2 separate regions of the Homo sapiens genome follow, and region 2 is linked to region 1. A link is a loop called in an ENCODE intact Hi-C map of the cell type or tissue named here. Cell type or tissue: GM12878. All regions are shown on one strand. Links, peaks and the distances in the headings refer to the core of each region. The heading gives the core; the rest is flanking DNA. Region 1 overlaps LOC105369649 (a long non-coding RNA gene). Region 2 has its middle 100 kb from the start of LINC02367.

Region 1 (10,053 bases), core at 1,286-9,285:
GCTTTTGCCCTTTGCCTTGTGATCTTTGTTGGACCCTTATCAGTAGTTCTGTTTTTTGCCCTTTGAAGCACGTGATCTTTGTACCTACTCCCTGTTCTTGCAGCCCCTCCCCTTCTGAAATCCTTAATAAAACTTGCTGACTTTGAGGCTCAGGTGGGCATCATGGTCCTACCGATACGTGATGTCACCCCCAGCAGCCCAGCTGTAAAATTCCTCTCTTTTTACTCTTTCTCTCTCTCTTTATTTCTCAGCCAGCTGACACTTATGAAAATAGAAAGAACTTACATTGAAATACTGTGGGGGGGGTCCCCCGTTAAGGACCCTAGCCCAGATGCTCAGCTGAAATCAGACCTCAGTCCCTGAAGAAAGAGGTGGCCTCTGGGAGCAGGAGGAGCTGCTGGAGTCCCACCCTGCCTGCTCCTTCACCTCCTGTCAGGAAGCCTGCCATGAACAAGGCAAAGCCTGCACCAAGTATGAGAAAAAGGGGCAGTTCCCAGACACACGGGGTCAAGCCTGTCCCCTGGGAAGCCTTTCAGAGAGGCCCAGGAGCTGGGGTCGCATGCTCTGCTCTCCATCTCCGTGACAACTCCTATGTTCAGGATCTGGAGGAGCACGGGGCTTGGGGACAGGGGCCTCACCAATTGCTGCTTCTCTTCAGCCTCCTGCTGCAGGGCTGAGGCGAGAGGTTGCAGCAGATGCTATGATGTCAGGTATCTCCTTGCTGGACTGATTCTCACAGTCCCAGGACAAGGGCAAGAAGGCTCTGGAGGTGGCTCTAACTGCAGCACTGTAACTGGAAGGTTCTCATCCCATGCTGACACTAACTCAACAGCTAGCACTGGAAATGCTCCTACTTCTGGATATGGATCAGAGCTGGGAAAAGAGATAGGATTACCATCATCGATCACTTTGCACTGGTCTTTCCAAACACCAAAGTGAACTCACTGAATTTAGGGGAATTCCAGCCCCAAAATCCCACACCTCAGAAAATCTTCCAGACTGCAGCCACCTCACTATCTGCCTCTACCTCTCCCTCTATCTGATGGGCTCCAGAGGCTTCATCCAGGCAAGAAAAATGTGCAGATGCTGCGGCAGCTTTGATCCAGGCCACTTGACCTACATGTAGGTCACCTTAGGCTTGAAGGATGGAAAGCTTGGGGGCTGAGAGAAATCTACAGAGTATTGATCTGGCCAAGTGGCCAAAATGAAAGAGAAGGTGCTGGGGGCAGGAAGTGGGCATCAGAGTCAGAGGCCTGGTCTTTCCTCCAGCACGGCTCATCCACAGCACCTGTGTGCTGCTGCCTGTCTAGAGGACAGCCCCATCCCAGTCCAAGCCCTTTGTGCTGTCCTGGCAGGGACAGACCTGGTCATAGAGCAGGACTTTACAGACAATTGTGGATCTCAGCTACCCACTGACATTCTCCTCCTGTAGGCCCAGGGCACACAGCTTCGTGTACCTGGGCACCAGGACTGTGGCTCCAGGCAGGCGTGTGAGCAGGTGGCTCGTCACTGCTTCAGGTCTGGGCCCCCTGGTGCTGGGGTTGGGAAAGGTGGATGTGGGAAGGAGGAGGACAAGCAGAGCTGGGAAGTGACTGTGCTGGGCATGGGTCTTTTGGGGGCCGGCTCTGACTCCAACTCCCCTCTCCTTTGACAAGGACGTGAGGCCCCATCTTCAGCTCACCTTGACTTCTTTCCTCTTGCAGAAGCCCCAGACCTCAGCCATCTTGGAGGAATTATGAGGTGTATGAGATCCAGAGTTCCGTCAGTCTCTCCCCAGCCACAGGCCGTATAATCCCCTCATCCTTTTGGGGTCCCAGGAAGTCCTTCTTCTGGACCCAGAGTCCACCCACTTTAGAGTTGGTCCTGGGATCTGTCATCCTGCTCAGAATCTGGGAGGAAGTGTTTATACCTAGAGGAGGCCAGGAGGGCATTGCATCTCCCACTCTGTGGGCGTGCCTTGCTTTCGATGTCTCCAGTGAGGATCTGACTCCCTGGATAGAATGGAGTTGAGGCCCAGGGGTTGGCATCTGCTTTGTTTGTTAAAATATGCTAGTCATCTATAAAAGTGCCTGCACAAAGTAAATGCTTAACATATGTGTGTTTAGTGAATGAACACCAACCAGAACCTTCCTAGATAACTGAGCGTGCCTGGGGCCTCTCTTCTAGCACGCAGGGACTTGTATTCATAGACTGTATAAAGAGCATTATCCCAGCAAATCCTCAAAAACACACCCTCATTTTAGAAATGAGCAAACACAGGCTTTTGGATGTAAGAAGGCAGCTCCAAAACTGCTCACGGGAACTACTGTGTGACTTTCCCTCTCAACTCCCCGAGGCTTGGTCTGCGCTGACACGGAGGAAAAGGACCTGGGGAGGCCTTGTTTCCTCCTCTGTTTTAGAGACAGTGACACAGCAAAAAACTAGAAGAACCCTTTGGACTTAAAGCCAATAACTGCTTCTTTGTTTAACATAAAGGCAGTCTTGAGAAACAGCTACCGCAATTGCAGACCCGGCAAAGGGCCCAATGCCAGGAGACTCATTGGGTGGGAGAAAGAGCCCATCACAGTGCCACGGATCTGAGCGATGACTCAGGGAGGAGAAAATCCAAGTGGGGACTATACAGCCGAAAGGTGACACACACATATCAGCAGGGAAGCTGGAAATGAAAGGATCAATGGAATTTTATTTGTCACGCAGACACCGGATTGACAAAATATTAGAAGACTTGACACCCAGGGGTGGCTGGATGCTGGGAAGCAGCTACATTCAGGACTGCTGGTGGCAATGTATCCACAACAGCCCTTTTGGAAAGTCATCTGACTAAGCCATGAAAATGTCATGTATGCATATTCCTCACCAAGTAACTCCTTTCCTGGGAGTCTGTCTTCTGCAAGGCATTAGTATATGTTACAGGATGAATTTTGTCTACTCTTCAAAGTTCATGTTCATGTCTAACACCAGTGCCTCAGAATGGAACTGTATTTGGACATGTGGTCCATAAAGAGGTGACACAGATTACGTTCATTAGGGCGGGCCCTAATGCAATATGACTAAAGTCCTTATAAGAGAGGCAGTAAGGACACAGTGAAGCACCAGGGAAGGCCCTGTGACCCAGAGAGAGCTGGAGACCATCAACTAGCCATGCAGAGAGGCCTCAGAGAAACCAATGCAGCCCACAGCTCCATGTCCAATTTCAAGCCTTCAGAATTGTGAGAAACTGCATTTCTGTTGTTAAAGCCCTTCAGTCTGTGGCACTGTATCATGGAAGTGCTAACAAACTGTCATGGCCTATTCTGAAAAGCATCAGATACCGCTACAAGATAGCTGATGTCGAAATAGAATTTTATCATGTGAGGCTCCGGCAGCATTGAGAGGCCTCCCTTATTGAAAGTTATGAAGACATATGAGGACACAGCTCCTCTCCGATGGTGCTATGGGGGTGAGGTCTCTGAGGTGACATATTGCAGACAGATGCATAGAGCAGCTGAAGGCTCTTTTTGTGTGACACCCCCACCCTTTGTAAAAAAGAACCTCCCCAGTAAGACTGACAGCTTGTAAGGTTTGGAGGCAGTCTGGCAGGACAGTGGAGCTGTCTGCTACAGGAGACACCTGGGGTAGGTTGTTAAAACAATAAAAACAGCAGCAACATGCAAAGATAATCATAGCGTTGTGTAAAGTGAAAACAACACAAAAGCACTTCCTCTGATCTTCCTAAAAGTAGATGAGCAGGGACTTTCCACCTAAACAAGTTGCCACTGGGTACTAATGGAGGCCAGATTCCTTTGGGAGGGGACTGTGGGTCACTCAAGTGGGAAAGCCGAAGGACAGAGCCCAGGGAGTCCCCATTTGTGCGTCTGAGTCATGGGCCACCCTGGACTTCTTGAGTCTCTGTCTGTGGAGACCCCTCTGTGCCTGCTCTCACCCTAGCCCAGCACTGGCCGTGGTTGATGGCATGTTGCACCTGCCCTTCGTTCAAGGAGATGGTGTTGTTGAACCCATCTCCTGCATGGAGCTCTGCAAAGAGAGTGCCTGGCATCAATGGCCTGCCTGGCTCTTTGAGGTTTATTTTATAAAGCTAGTAATCCCAATCATGAGAATTCCACCCTCAGGACCTCATTACCTCCCACCTCCTAATATCATTACATTGGGGGTTAGGATTTTGCCATATGAATTTTGGAGGGGGGAGATATTCAGTCTATTGCAACTGTTATGCTTTTATTATCCCCAAAGCTGCCATTTTTCTGCTGTTCACTCTCTTCTGTTTTTCCTCCCCCAATCTCTCAGTCTCTTGTTTCTCTCTCTCTCTCTCTCTCTCTCTCTCTGTCTCTCTCAGTCTCCATTGCATTCCTTAAACTGGGGAAGCGAGTTCTGCTGTTATGAGGTGCTCTATGTACAGGCTTACATGGCAGAGGCCAAGGGAGTGCCCAGGCCAAGAGACGGGGAGGAATTTACGCCCTCAGTCCACACTGAGTCCTGCCAATACCCACATGAGTGAGCTTGGAAGTTAATCCTTCCCCAGTCCAGTTTCAGTTGAGACCACAGTCCCAGCCTCAGGAGAGGCAGTGAGGCAGAGGCATCCAGCTAAGCTGTGCCCAGATTCTGCTGGACACAAATTGTCAGATATTAAGTATTTGTTGCTTAAAGTTGCGAAGTTTGGAGGCACAATGTTGTCAAAGACAAGCAGATCTCTACCCTCATTTCCCCCGACTCCTCCCTCCCTCTGCTCCTCTCCCCCCAGCCTCCCTGCAGCCACACTGTCCCCTTTCTAACCTCCTCTGCCAAACTCAGGTCCACCTGTGAGGCTGTGCCCCAGGGTGGCTTCTTTCTGACACCGCTGTCCCTGACTTGGGCAGCGTTGGTCCCCCATTGTCATTCTGGCCATGGCATAAATGTCACCTCAGTGAGGCATTTGGATTCTCCCCACACAGTGACTCCCCGGCCCTCCCTCCCGTCATCCTACCGTATTTTTATCACAGCACCTGCTCTTTTCTTTCATGTGGACTTGCTTTAGTGGTTCTGTGCAGGTCTCCTAAGACTGGGCTCCTGGGGTGGAGAGGGACTCCTTTGCCATTTTCAGCACCAATGCTGAGCCCACCAGGCCACCTGGCACAAGGTGAGTGCTCAGGGCAGAGTCGCTGAGTGAATAAGTCAGCACGGGGAGAAAGTGATTAAACCCCTTCCTGCTTCCGTTGTCCTCATAATGTGGGGATCATTGATACTAACAGGAGGTGCCTTTCTCAGGAGGCTATCCCGGAGCTCCACCTGCTCCAGCAAAGCTCCGTGGGCACCAGGGACATGGGAGGCTGCTGCCCCCTGGTGACCAGTACTAGCACTGCAGCCCCAGGCAGGAGCATCACAGAGAACAGGCACATGCATTTGGACTTTATTAAAACTAAGAACTTCATCAAAAGATGCCTTCAACAAAATAAAAAGGCAAGAACAGAGTGTGAAGAAACATTTACCATTTTTGTGACAAGAGCCTGACATGTAGGATGTGGGACTAACTCCCATCAATTAAGAAGAAAGGCGACACACTGGGGAGAATGGGTAAACAATCCGGACATTTCCCAAAGAGTGGCCAGACAGCCAACAGGTGTAGAGAAAGGTGCTGCACATTCTCCGTCATCAGGGAGATGCAGATTAAAACCACAATGTGATACCACTATGCAATGGATAACATTTTATTTGAAAAACAACATCGAGTGTTGCTGAGGGGGCTGAGCGACTGGGACTCTCATATGCCGCTGTGTGTGTAAACTGCTACAAACACCCTCAAAAGCCCTTTGATAATATTTTCTAAAGACGGACATATACATTCTATGGCCCCACAATTTGACTCAGGTATAGATCCGTTAGAAATGCCTGCATCTGTTCACCACGCAAAAGAACGTCCACAAATGGCCAGAACTATGACAGTTAAGGGAGGTAAATTCTCAATAGCGGAGCTGTGAGTTAATTTAGTTTCTCCTTAGACTATTTTTCTCTTTTCTACAATACATCATTATTTAGCACTTTTCCAAACTGGAAACAACTCGCATGTACATCAATAATAAAAAGAATACATGAAATATATATATACAAAAGTCCTAAAATATGATATTGCATATATAGACGCATATAATAAAAGCTATACAGAACTGAAAGTGAACTATAGCTGCCTTTAGAAATACACGTGAGACTTTCAAATATAATAAATTATCCTGACAGAGTTTATTCTGTACCATTTCATTTAATAAAATTTTAAACTAATATTAAAATTAAAATATTAAAATTCTCACTTCAGAAGTGAGAATATTTGTTATCACTGGAGACTCTTCTCCAGCGCAGTGGCCTGAGATGACAACATGAGGGAACTCCTAGAGGGCTGACGATGTTCTGTTTCTTATGGGTACTGGTTACTGGGTGCACTTGCTTTGGACAATTCATTGAGCCACGCACTTATTATTTCCATATTTTTAGGCATACGAAATGCTATGCTATGCTATGCTTCAACACACAAATTCACAGAATCAACCTAAATGCCCATAAATGGAAGACTGGATAAAGAAAATGTGGTGCAAATACACCATGAAATACTATGCAGCCATAGAAAAAGAATGAGATCATGTGCTTTGCAGGAACGTGGGTGGAGCTGGAGGCCATTATCCTTAGCAAACTAAGACAGGAACAGAAAACCAAATCCTGCATGTTCTCATAAGTGGGAGCTAAATGATGAGAACACATGGACATGAAGAGGGGATCAACAGACAATGAGGCCTAGCAAAGGGTGGAGGGTGGGAGGAGGGAAAGGAGCAGAAAAAATAACTATTTGGTCCTAGGCTTAGTACCTGGGTAATGAAATAGTCTGTACATCAAACCCCTGTGACATGAGTTTACCTATAAAATAAACCTGCACATCCACCCCTGAGCCTACAATAAAAGTTTTTTTAAAAAAACAAATTCAAGCAATTGGATCTGGACTTTCATTTTTCTGGTTAATCCCAAGGCCAGCAGGCATAGGGGTTGGTTCAAGACTCTGGCATCGTAGCATCTAGATTCCTGTCCTGGGTATCACCACTTCCTATCTCAGAGATCTTGGCCACGGTACTAACTCTCCAAGCTCCAGTTTCATTATCTGTAAAAGGAGTTAATTATGCTTCCCATTTCATAGTTATTCAGAGGATTAAATCCTCACAAGAAATACTAGCTCTTGCGGGACTTCATGTTGTTTTTTGTTCTATGAACTATGGAGAAGACAGATGATGACCTGTGGTAAAGGAAGGAGAAGCATGAGGTTCAACCCAAAGATGTTGTCAAGGTGAAATGTAGACAGGGCCTCTTGGCTTGAACCGATAAATACAATCTATAGTTGTAAATTTTGAGGCCATCCATTAATAAATCCTCCATTCCTCCCACCTTTGTCTATAATTTTGTTAATAACGCTCGATGACATCATCAATCAGAAGATAGCCCAGGGCAGGGTCTCCCCTGAAATTCTCCCTCCAGGTGACAGTGATCCATTAAGCAGCCTGCTATGTGGCAAGAAGGAAAACGGGTTTGGATGTGTGTTGCTGCCACAGCAGCAGCTAAGAGCCCCAGGGACTTGGCTGCTGGCAGCATCCTCTACCAGAGTTTTCCTTCGACAGTGAGAAGACTCCCGGAGTCCTTAGGAGCCAGGATCTGGCTGTCGGGAGACAGCATTCATTCATGCATTCATTCAGTCGTTCTTCATTCATTTGAAAAAACATATTGAAGTCTTCTACAGGCTAGATGTGCTATGTCCTTATAATAAAGGTCAATAGGACACAATGCCTGCCCTCAAGGAGCTTGCCTGTCTAATAGAGAGTAATATCACAGCCAGAAGGACTCTATGAAAGAATCCAGCCAGGTCATGCCACTCTTCTGCTCAATACTCTGCGATGGCTCCCATGCTCCTCAGAGTAAAGTTCAAGGTCCTTCCCACAGCCCCATAGGACCTGGCCACCCCATAGTTCTTGTCCACCCCCCGTCCTCTCCCCTGCAGCCGCACCGCCCTCATTTTCAAACACAGCAGCCAAGTGCGCGCCTGCCTCCAGAACCTTGCACTGTACTTGTCTTTTTTTGTCTAGATGCTCTTCCCCCAAACACCTACCCTCCCTTCCTTGCAAGCCTTTCCTCGGAAGACACCTTCTCAGGGAGGCTTTGTCAAGCCCCACCCCATCTAAAATTTCAACACTCCCCAGCACTTCATATCCTCTTCCTGATTTATTTCTTCTTCTCAGGACATCTTCCTCTCTAATATTCTCTACCCTACTTACTAATCTTGTTTAATTGCCATCTCTCCCACCAGCATGTAGGCCTCTGAGAGCAGTGGGGAGCTGTGGATTATTTTGATGTGGTTTTGTTTGTTGTACCTAGAACACTTAGATTAGTGACTAATACAGTATATAGAAACTGGGAAAAGGAAGGAAGGGAAGGGAAGGGGAGGGAAGGGAAGGGAAGAGGAGGGGAGGGCATGTTCTCCTTACAACTCGATCCGACTCCCCTAGAAGAGGGGGCAGGGAAGGAGGGCAAAGCTAGGAGAGTTGAAGAATATTAAGAAGAGAATAAGGTAGCCAGAGTTAGCAAATAAAAATATAAAATGCCTAGTTAATTCTGAATTCCAGATAAAGAACAAATAATTTTTTAGCATAAGTATGTCCCAAACTAAGAATGGCACAAGACATATTTATGCTAAAGAAATTACGTATTCTCTAATAATAAATTATTTTCTCCAATGCACATTGATTTTGCATACTGTATTTTATCTGGCAACCCTAAAATAGAAGGACTACCCCCGTACTGCTTCACTCCAGCTGGACTCTTATCCTCTGTGACTACTCTCCTACCTTAGGAAAGATCCAAGTGGCCCCTTTCCTCCTCATCGCCATCCCTTGCCCTGCACATCTCGTTTTCCTGTGTCGCAGCAAGTCCAGCGCCTCCAAGACTTGGCTCTTCTCTCCCTCCTCAAACCCTTAAAAGAAAGGGCCAAGTCTGAACTCTTTGCCTTTGAGTCGTGGAGACACCAAAGATATTTAGGTTATAAGTCAAAGGGGAGAGGGAAGTCACATAGGTCCCACGGGCCTCAGACCTGCCACGTGTCCTCTCCCTAAGTCTCAAAGCTTAAGAAGACAAACCTTATGCGGCAGGAAGTGTTGGTTATAGCTGTTTTGCCACTCCTTCTGGTTATGTTATTTCTGTTCTTCTGATACTACAGCCCCCCTAGGTCATGAATTTCTCTGTCCATGCTAAGTTTAATATCTCTGCTCAAACCTTGTTAAACTGCCTCCAGAATAGGAAACTCTTCTTCCTGGCCTCATAAAGCTTGGAGCCCTCTCCAATGTATGTTACAAAATTTCTCTCTAGGCTTCTCAGAGGATTATAGGCTCCGCCTTAAAAAAGGCAAACTCTGGACACTCTGTGGAGTAGAATGGCCAAAGTTTAGAGTCAGGTGCACCCCCGCCCCCAGAAGGGTCACTGAACCTCGCAATTGTTCAGACTGTGTGGCGGGTTGTTGCTGGAACTCCCGGTCACCCCGATCAGTTTCCCTACATTGATCAATGGCTGAGTTTGGTCCGGAGCCCTCCTCCACGGCTCCGCTCATGCGCCATTCATAATTCTACCTCCAAGGTCCTTTTGAGCCAGACCTCACTTTCGCCTCGACCCTCAGCCGGCTCGGCTCCTCCTGTATTGCCTCCTTGTGAGGAAGAGGAAAGTTTCCTTCACCCAGTTCCACCGCCTTATAACCCTCCTGCTCCCTCAGAATGTTCTCTTGTCTCCTGCACTACCTCCCCTGTGGGCTCTCCACCTATTGCCTCCTGATCGCGGCCACGGCAGGAGGAGGTAGCCCCCCTCCTCCCGCTGAGGAGGCACAAGTCCCTCCGGGCGATAAGCACTCAGGCCCATTCTTAGTTTATGTCCGCTTCTCTACTTCTGACCTGTACAACTGGAAGACTCATAACCCCCCCTTTTCTGAAATGCCCCAGGTCTTGACCTCACTGATGGAGTCCATGCTCCGGACTCACCGGCCCACCTGGGAGGACTGTCAACAGCTCC
Region 2 (10,053 bases), core at 1,073-9,072, 140 kb before region 1:
GATTTTCAGTTGTGTTTTCAGTGCTCTACAAAAGTATAGAGAATGGTATCACAAACTCCCATGTGCCCATTCCCCAGCCACAGCAACTCATGCCACCCGTGTTTTTCTGTCTCCTTACTTACACTGTCTCCCTGTCAGGATTATTGTGAATCAGATCCCAGACTTCTTGTTGTTTCATCTATAACTATTTTGGTGCATATTTCTAAAATCATATTCTTTTAAAATTGAAACATTTTTAAAAATTGTAGTGGACAAATTATTGAGTAAAGTGCAAGCTAGGCATAAATTTCTAAGATAAAAGAGATCCCAAGATTGTGTAGAATAGAGAGGCCCTGAGCAATTCATCCAGACACCAGAGATTGCCAGCTCACTCTCATTTACCCATCCTGACATCCAACCCTACCCATTTCAGAGGCTAAGCCATTTGTCTGAGGTCACATAGAGAATGACTGGGAGAATCAGTAGAATTCCAACTCAGGGCTCTTCCTACAGCCCATGTTCCCTACATTGTTCTTGAATCTTCCCAAAGTCCTGAGAAAGAAAAGAGGTAGGGAGTGGGAGTTGTGGCTATGGAGAAAGAGGAGTTGATATTTCCAATGTATATCAGAAGCAAACTTGAACTCACCTTTCACAGCCTTCCTTAGCACCAACAGCCAAACACAAATACCTGTGTTTTATATAGAATGCACTTCTGCCAACTCCCACTCTTGCTGTTTACACAAATTTGTTTCTTAATTATTGAAAACCTCCTGTGTGCCAGGTGATTCTCTAAGCCCTGGGGATGCTGCACTGAATTAAGCTGATGTCCCTGGCTTCATGCAACTTACATTCTAGCCAAGGAGAGGAAGCAAGCCCTCAACAAGGGCGTACATGTCAGGGAAGCACCATGGAGAAGATAAAGCAAGGGGAGGGGCTGAGCAGTGTGGGAGGGGCTGAGCAGTGTATGAGGGTGAGGTGACAGAGATGTCCTCTCCAATAAGGAGGCATTTCACCAGAGACCCATGTTAAACTAAAGGATGCAAGGTGGTCAGAATTTACCTTAAACAGAGTTGATTTAAGCACAAACGTTGAGGACAGGCCTGTGTGGGAAGCCCAGATTCCACAGAATGGAAGTCTGTATTCCAAAGTGAAGTTTGGGATCCTTTATACAGAGGAAGCTTGGGAAAGCCTAGCAGAATTTCAACATCTTTCTATGTAAGGTTTAATGCATCATTTAAATGATCTAATTAGTCCAGGTGGTCTTTTTCTTTGTGGAAAGGTAGATTAAACATTCCTCACTGAAGATTTAACAGTCTAGGCATCTCGGGTGTCATCTGGTCTTAGCAAGGTACACGACAATAAAGGAGTCAGTTAAACTATAACAAAGATCTGGGTTCCATAGTGGGCAAGGCCTGGTTTCTGGTCTCTCCTACTCATTCACAGAAGAAGAACAATGGGAAAGAGAGTTCTCCTTTAATCTAAGAAGCAGAATTGGAAACCGGTGGTGCAACTCAGTCTTGGGTCTTAATATCCTTCTGGGTGTAATAAACTTGGAGGGTGCTGAAACAGTATTTTCTTTGACACCTTGAAGGAAGGGAGAAAGGGAGCTCTATGGCTCTCTAAGGGAAGAGTCCTTGGCATGTTCAAGGATCAAGAAGCCAGTATGATGATCATGGAGGGAGCAGAAGGAAGAGCAGAAGATGAGATGAGAGAAGAGTAGTGGGGCCAGAATCCTCTTGGGTCTTCTATGCACAGTCAAGATTGAGGGTTTTACTTTGAGTGGGATGGGAGCTCACTGAAGCACAGTTTTTAACTTCTCTAAGCAGGAAGAGAGGGGTGAACAGTGCTTGTGATAGGGTGTGAGGATAGTCAGTCCATTCTAGGAGCAAGCAGAAATGGGTTATAAATTATTTGTTCCTGTTTTCCATGTAACAATTTCCTTCCTTTGATGTGGAGACAAAACAGAAAGAATGTTTGCTTTGGTAGATCATCTTCAGAGTCCCTCTGTGCTTAAGGAGGTGTATGCACATTGGAATGTCCTGACATGAGTGTCCAGGGTGCTGTTGTTGCCTTTTTTGTTGCAAACTCTTGTCCTTGAGGTGTTTGCCTTCTGATTTGAACCTAATCAGGGTATTGAATACTGTGGCTGCTAAGAGATCATATTTTGCATAAGCTGCTTTTGAGAGAATGGTGAATGATTGACTCCTCAGAGAAAATGCCTAGCAGACCTCTGCAGATGGAGAATTCCTTATTTCCCGTATGTGTCATTCCCAGTTCTTTGTCTAGAGAGTCAAGTATTGAACTAAACGATATTTCAGGGTCTTCTCTCTCCTCCAAGTCAGTGGTGAAATGGAAAAGCAGGGGCTCCAGAACCAGCCTGATCAGTTTCCATACCAGCTCTATGAGTCAGGACCCTGCAGACTTGGGCACGTGACTTCATCTCTAGGCCTTTCTTCATCCGTGTCATGAGGGTAACAGCGCTGATCTTGAACACCATTGTCATTATTGAATAAAAATGCACAAAATGTGCTGAGCTTTGCTGGGCACATAGATGTCCCACAAGACAATTTCATTGCCTTGATTCGGGTGTCTAGGTGCGGGCGGGGGATGATATGGAGGGTGGCAGGTAGGGAGCGTCCTTATAGCTGTAGTCAGGGAAAACTGAAATAGTCAGTTGCTTCTCCGAGAGCAGCCGTGCCACCTCTGAAGCACCAGTAACTGGCAGGGCTGTCTGTCCCCTTTGGGCTGCAACCTGGCTTCAATTCCAACCCTGACATTGTGTGCTTCTGAAGCCTTCTCCTCTTGTTTTGACACCTGAAGTCCCCCTGTATATCCTAGACTTCTCAGTCTACCAGAGCATTCACCTTACTTTCTTCATCCCACCCTGCCTTTGATAATGATGCCTAAGTCCCCGAGACAGGAGGAAGTCTTCCCCAGAAAGGTACTATAGCAGCACTTATACCCATGTTTAATGTCCCAGAAACCTTGTGTTCAAGTAATGCTTTCTCAAGGGTCTTATGTCTTTTCTGTTAGAGCTTCAGCCCCGTTCTTGTGTTCTGTTCTAAGTGAATGAAACGAACATGACGCTGTAGACATTGATGGGTTTGAAGGCCTAAAACGAACAAGTTTTGTTGAACCAAGATTCTTTCTCGTCTTTGTCCTTTTCATGCTAAGGAATTTCCTGTCTCCATTTCTTCTGTTCCCACCCTACTCTACACCCTCATGATTCCCTAACAGGACCACTTTAACAGCCTCCCAACACCCTCTTCCTCTTCTCTATACGATTCTGCTCTTAGCAGCCAGATTCTCTTTAGAACACGCATGCTGGAACATGCCACTCCTTGCTTTAAACCCCTCAGCAGCTCCCTACTGCTCTTAGGGTCTCAGTCTGCTCCCATATTCTCACTCACCCAACTCAGAATGTCCTGACCTCTGAGGCCTCTCACCCTTAGCCTACACCACTTCCTGCCCCTCTGGGAACTGCAGTCACACTGGTACTTTCTATGACACAAAGAGACCCCCACACACACCATGTGGAAGTCTTCTGCCCTTGCCCTGTGTGTTCCTAGGCTGGCTCTCAACTTCGGGTCTGAGCTGGAGCATCACCTTCTCAGAGAAGCATCCCCTGATGGGCCTAAGGGCTCCTCCCCAGTCATTTGGTCTCAGAACTCCCCTCAACTTCCTCCCTTTTACTTAATTTGCATTTAACTGCTGATTTGTCTTTCCCCCACCAGAATGCTAACTTCTCAAGGGTGGTAATCTGTTTTTCTTGTCCTCCCCTGGATCCCCAGCCCCTAGCAGTGCCTGGTAATAGTAAGTCCTCAATATATAGTTGCTGAATGAATTTATGATTACTTTTTGTAACAGTGAAAGATTGCAAAGAATCTAATTATTCAGAAATAGGGTATTTACCAAAACAATTATGATAGAATTAGTCAGATGTGGTGGCTCACACCTATAGTCCCAATGACTCAGGAGGCTGAGGTAGGAGGATCACCTGAGCCCAGAAGGTTGAGGCTGCAGTGAGATATGATCACACCATTATACTTTAGCCTGGGCGACTGGTTGAGGCCCTGTTTTTTTTTAAAAAAAGTTATGGTAGAATCATGTGATTGCCTGTTATGCTGTATAGAGGAATATATTATGGAATGAAAAAAATTACTAGTCCTATTTTGTGAAAAAAAAATCTATCAACATTTGGTTGTTTTTTGTTGTTTGTTTGTTTGTTTGTTTGGTTGCTGTTTTAAAAAAAGACTGCAAGGACAGCTACCAAATATTAGCAGTGTTATCTCTGGGATGAGTGATTTTTCTTCTTTTCCTTAAAATAAATTGTGTATTAAGTATTTCCTACAGTGAAACAAGTATTGCTTTTATAGTGCAAACATGATTCTAAGCAGAGCTGTGCAATGCTGACCTGGCATGGGGTGGGAAGAAGGGGGTTAGGGAGGCGGTGCTTAGGGTCCAGAGTCTGAGTTGGCCTCATTCTGGTTTCAGCTCTGGAAGGAGTGAAGAATGAGTCCCCGGAGCCCATCCAGTCCCTCATGGATGACATACTGAGGGCTCAGGAAGATGCCCCCTTGCAACCTGCCTCAGCTTCCAGGCTGAGTCACCTAAGCAGCTTCTTTCAGAAAGCCTCTTGTGCCACAGGCACACTCAGGAAGAAGTACATCTTCAATTGAACAAGAAATAATATGAATAAAAAATGTAAAGAATAAAAAATGCACTGCCACACTGGTGGGGCAGGAGGGTGAAAGTCGTGCCCCTCACAATAGGTAATGTCTATAAAAGGACAACCGAGGCCAGCACCAAAGTTCACCTGCAGAAGGCGGGTCTGTCTCAACACCAGCTGCCAGTCACTGTGAACCTTTAGAATTGGGGCTGTAGCTTCTTCCAGTTGTTTGCCCAGATGTCAGTGAGACCACTCCATGGCAGACAGGGGGAGCTGTGTGTCAGGGAAGTCCCAGCCACTAGGACAAGCCGCACTCCAGGCAGACGTTTCTGCTCTTGTGCAAAGAACAGCGCAATCCATTCAAGTTCACAGGGGCAGGTGGCACTTGAAAATGTCAGGGTCAACTTGCAGGGCAGAAGTTAGCAGGGAAGTCTTCCTGGGGGAGTGGGAGAGCCCAGCAGAGTTTAGGAGGAGAGAAGGGCGACATCGGGGCAATCCTCTGAGTCTCTCTTTCCTCCTCAGGAACTGTTCAGGAAGACCCTGCAATCTCTCTGCAGGCTCATGGGAGCTCCCAGAACTGAAGCAACATACAGATCCAGGCCACTCTAAGCTCTGCCTGCATTTTCACAGGGCACATTCTTGTGTATATGTGTGTGTGTGTGTTTGGTGCGTGTGTGTCTGTGTGTGTGTTCTCTTCTTAATAAAACCAGCAATCACTGGACTAAGTAGGGCCCACTTTTATCCACTGAGCTCCCCTTACCTTGGTAACATCTGCAAAGACCCTATTTTCAAACAAGGTCGCATTCCGGGTTCTGAGTGGACATGAACTTTTTCAACCCAGTACATCTGGGAACAGAGCAGTCAAGGGTAGAAGAGATCAACCTGAGGATGAGGTTTGGATGCAGAGTTTTGAGAGAAGGGTGATCAGAGCTAGGGTCTAAGCAACATTGGTCTGCTCCCTTGGAGGAGAATTTTCCCTTTTTCCTTCTGCCCTTTAGCCAGTGCTGCGGCCACCTCCTCTCTCATAGCTGGCATTTAAAAGCCAAATGGATGCCACAACCTTCTAATGCATCTAGATATGCAGCAAAAATATTCAAAAAATTCCAGCAAGGTCAAAATAATCTCAGGCCTAGATTTGCCACCAGTGCCCTCTTCTGGGCAGCTTTATTTTATAGTAGTGTCACAAAACACTTGTTTGTCAATATATGTATTTGTGCACTAAGTGTCACCAGAAAATATATTTATGTCTGTTGGTTACAGCCTAAACAGTTTAAGAAACCATGTTTAGATGTTTTCCCAGTCAGGAAAGGCCAAACTAAAAAGGGGTGTGTGTGTGTGTGTGTGTGTGTGTGTGTGTGTGAAAAAGAGAGATGGGGGCCCCCATTCCACTAAGAAGAAGGCCAAACTAAAAAGGGCTGTGTGTGTGTGTGTGTGTGTGTGTGTGTGAAAAAGAGAGATGGGGGCCCCCATTCCACTAAGAAGATGACAGAGGCCGTGCAGGTTTTTTCTCTGTGATATCCCCTCCTCCTACAAATCATGCCCAGAGGAGGGATCTTGAGGACCTGCCCCTGCCTCCCCAGACCCATCTCCACACCCAGGCCATCCTGGGCAGAGGACAGCAGAGCTCACATCTCTGTGGAGAGCAGACTGGGCTCACTGCAGGCCTCTGTGTCATTGTTCATCTTCACTTCATAAGTCTCATTCTGAGACCTCTCCTGACACACCATGGCTATCTGGCTCTCCTGGGAAAAGCACTTACAACATTCAAGATAGAGAAAATCATCAGCAGCTGCCAACCCTCCTCCCCTTCCCTCAGCAAGTAAGGCATCACGCATGCACATATGCACACATGCACAAACACATGAACTTGTGTATATACACACACACAGGCACACACACACATGAACATGCATGCAATTTCTGTGGCCTCATTTTCTTGTGATGGCTGATGAAGGCATGACGCCATGGAAGTGTTAAGATTAGGGAGAGGGTTCCATGTGGGAGGATGTCTGGTGTGGATCCAAGGAGATCTGAGTCCTGACTCCAATTCACTTACCCTCTGGCCCAAGTCACTTAGCCCACCCCATGCCTCAGTTTCTCTTTCTATGAAATAGGAGTGACATATGCCCTGCCTGACTCAGAGGCCTGTTGTGAGTTACAAATAAAGCAACAGATAAGACGGCGCTTTGAGACTGGGAAAAGTCAGCTTTGACCTAACGGTCCTGGGCTGTGCCATAAAGGGCAGGGTGGGCCTGTGAGGAGGCCCACCTGTGAGGGCCTGCCCTCCCACCCCTACCTGCAACAGCTGAGCCTTTGGGCATTAGTTTGGCACAGCTGAGATGTCTGTGGTATCCTGTTTTGATGGTGCCCTTGATTCTGACACCAGCTCCCTGCAGTAAAGGCACAGAAAGGAAACCTCACCTAGGAGGGTTTGCTCTCCCAAGCAGAGGGCAGTGAGCCGGAGTCCCTACTGAGCCTGAATCCTTCCTGAACTCCTGACCTGCCTTTTACCAGAACATGTCTTTCCCTATGGGGACACAGTCCTCTGCTCACTGGGTCCTGTCTTCTTCAGCTCTGAGCCATGAGCTCTTCCTTTTCCTGTTTGTGCTCAGCTCAGTGCCTCTCTCCATCTTTATTCCCAGACCCCAGAAGGCATTAAGGGAAGATCCCAGTCCATCTTCTTGGAGCTGAGAGCTGGATCAGTGCCCCTGGCTTTGAGGCAGGGTAGGGGCAGTTCTCTCTCAGGGAGGCCTGCAGATCGCCACCTGCCCCACGGTGGGAAGGAAAGATGACAGGTGGGAGCTCCAGGTGGATTGGGAGGGGAGGGAGATGGAGTGGGCTTTGGCAAGGCATGGGGGGATAAGCTTGAGATGCAGAGTGGCAGCAGGCAGGCAACAGCATTTCTGGAGACCACCAGGCACAGGACGTGCTGGCCTGTCCTCAGGACAAGCAATGCCAGGGCCTGAGCTGCCCTTACCCTTCAAGACGAGGCCCGAGAACTGGAATGTGGGCTATGCTTTTCTTCACCAAACTGAAGCTTGGCACCCTGAGTGTTGTTTGTACCAACTGCAGTAGGCAGACAGGGAACCAACGCTTCCTGAGCACTGACTGTGTGCTGTGCACTGTACTGTGTGCTTTCTGTTTGTTTGTTTCATGGAGAGATGTATCTCTGGGGAGAGGGAAATCCCCTGAGAATCCCCCCTCTCTCCAAAGCCCCCGCCACCCCAGGTTCTCTAAAAATCCCTCTCCCCTTATGTCACAGAGAATAAAGCTTCACGGGAAAATGCCCTTAGAAAGGGGGATTTAATTCACTCTGAGATGCTAAAGATGGCCACGGAGACCTCCTTAAGCAGAGGCTTTCAGGAGACCAACAGAGAAGAAGGCAGTGCAGGGACCCAGCGTGTCCTCAGCCTTGGCTAAATAAACCTGTAATTGATTGAAACATGTCGCAGTCACTTTTTGGTTAACAAGGTCAACGGAGGCACAAGCACCAAAGTCCACCTGAAGAAGTTGGGTCTATCTACGAACCACTTGTGAGTCACTGTGAATATTTAGAACTGGGGGCTAAAGCTTATTCCAGTTGTCTGTCTGGATGTCAGTGAGGCCACTCCATAGTAGATTCTCCCACCTTTGGTTTAATGGGATGGACAACTTTGGATTAGGACTAAGGAGGTAGATTTGATCTTGGAAGATACCTTAGGCTTCTTGTCTCTTATCTCCCTAGGAAACTGTTGGCTGTCAGTATCTATACTAGGGGTAAGCCCAAGTGACAGAACAGTTCTGGAAGCATCTCCTTGAGTTTTCAGGAAAGGTTTCACTGACACAAGAAGAGAGTAGGGTGGCAGAGCAGCATCGGGTTTGGTTTTCAATTCCCTTTTCTATCTCCACACGTGTTGGGTGAAATTCACAGGGTTGCCACACTCCCGTGGGTATATTTGGATTACGGATGAGAGCATAAGAAGGTGGGCTGTGGGATACATACAGTGGAGTGCTGCTGACTACAGCCCCCGTCATGTAAGAAAGCACGTCAGATTGCCATAGAACAAGTTATGCTATTGTTGGAATAACTGAAGTTCATTCTAATTTAGTTTTTAAAATCATTCTGAAACTTTCTCCCCGCTACCGCATAGTAGTTGAAGGGTACTCCGTTTTCCCGTTTTCTGTCCTAACCAAGAAACAGAGAGTGCCTCAACTGTCCTGTGACCCCATCAGCTACACAATTTGCCCTGCAGGCTGGAACCCAAGGTTTCGCTTCGAACATTCCCAGACACCTACAAAGGTGTTTAGGTTGTTGCCCCAAACACTGAGAGGAACTGGCCAGGCCCTGAGCCAAATGCCTTAATCTCTCATCAACTCCATTCCCTGATCCTCGTGCTGCAGACCTCGCTAGGTAGAGCACCTCTTTCCCTAACTGCCTATCTGGAGGAAATGGTGAAACCCAGTTTCTACCTAAGTTCTCGTAATAAATTTGAACTGATCACCCTGGCATCTAGTGCTTCTTTCTTTGGGATTCCAACTGGTCCCATCTTGGGATGGCTTGCGGTACTCCCTTGTGGGAACTCCCCTGATGCCAGCAGTGGCACCCCAGATGCCACTGCTAGGGTGACTCCAGCTGTGAATTCACTGGAAAAGAACACAGGTATTCCTGACTAGTTCTTTATGCTCCTTCAAAGGTCAGAGCTCAATATCGTTGCACCTGATTTCTCATCCACAAAATGGTATTTATAACACCTCTGTGGAACTGTCCTCCAATACTCTTCTTCCTTTTTAAAAAACCATGCATTTGGCTGCCTGGAATGGAGAATATGTTTTCCACCCTCCCTTGCAGCTAGGTGTGGCCACGTAGCTAAGTTCTGACCAAGCAGTGGAAGGCAGAGTCCCATATGGCACTTTCAAGAAGTATTCTTAAAGAGCAAGGGCACATGCATTTCTATCCTGTCTGTCTTCTTCGTGACTAGAATGAAACACGATGCCTGGGGCTAAAGAGTGATCTTAAACCATCAGCAGGAAGTGATATATTAAAAGGCAGAAGAGCCAAAAGATAGAAAGAACCTAGATCACTTATGCTAGCAGAGGTATTCATCATTTTGCACAGTTTACCTTCAGACTTTGTTCATAAGGGGGCAAGGGAGTGTGAGTTTTCTATCACAGGCAAACCCAATCCTGAGGGATTGACTTAATCTATCAACGTTGCTGTGAGGATTTAAGGAGATAATATAAAATCCTTAGCAGTTTTTCTGGCATGAAGTCAGAGGGCAACTTTTTTTTTTTCTCAAAAGTAATGAAATATTAAGGCTATTGAAACTTGGTTCTGAGAACACTGAAAGATATGGAAAGACCATAGAACCTGTTTCCACATTGGCCAGAATGGACTGACATTACATCTTTAAAGTTGGTCATAATCA

The links. Peaks named below come from ENCODE experiments on the same cell type or tissue, not always from the same donor. Only the 100,000 strongest peaks of a DNase experiment are listed, where the experiment ranks them.
Region 2: a loop joins it to region 1, with 10 times the contacts of the local background. A loop is called at or near these places in 30 of 110 quality-filtered maps.

What each region holds. Positions count from the first base shown.
Region 1 is chr12:9,326,587-9,336,639 of GRCh38, reverse strand. It overlaps LOC105369649 (a long non-coding RNA gene), which reads left to right. Exons shown (of 3, transcript XR_007063205.1): 3 at 1,704-1,788. Among named protein-coding and RNA genes, the nearest start is that of LINC02367, 36 kb to the left of the region's middle. In GM12878, for the core only: a CTCF peak has its summit at 5,312 (motif pointing left); a DNase peak (open chromatin) is centred at 5,149; H3K27ac peaks cover 1,358 bases.
Region 2 is chr12:9,464,060-9,474,112 of GRCh38, reverse strand. It overlaps the pseudogene OVOS1P. Among named protein-coding and RNA genes, the nearest start is that of LINC02367, 100 kb to the right of the region's middle. RefSeq lists a silencer at 4,807-4,856. In GM12878, for the core only: a CTCF peak has its summit at 4,911; no DNase peak of the experiment used is centred there.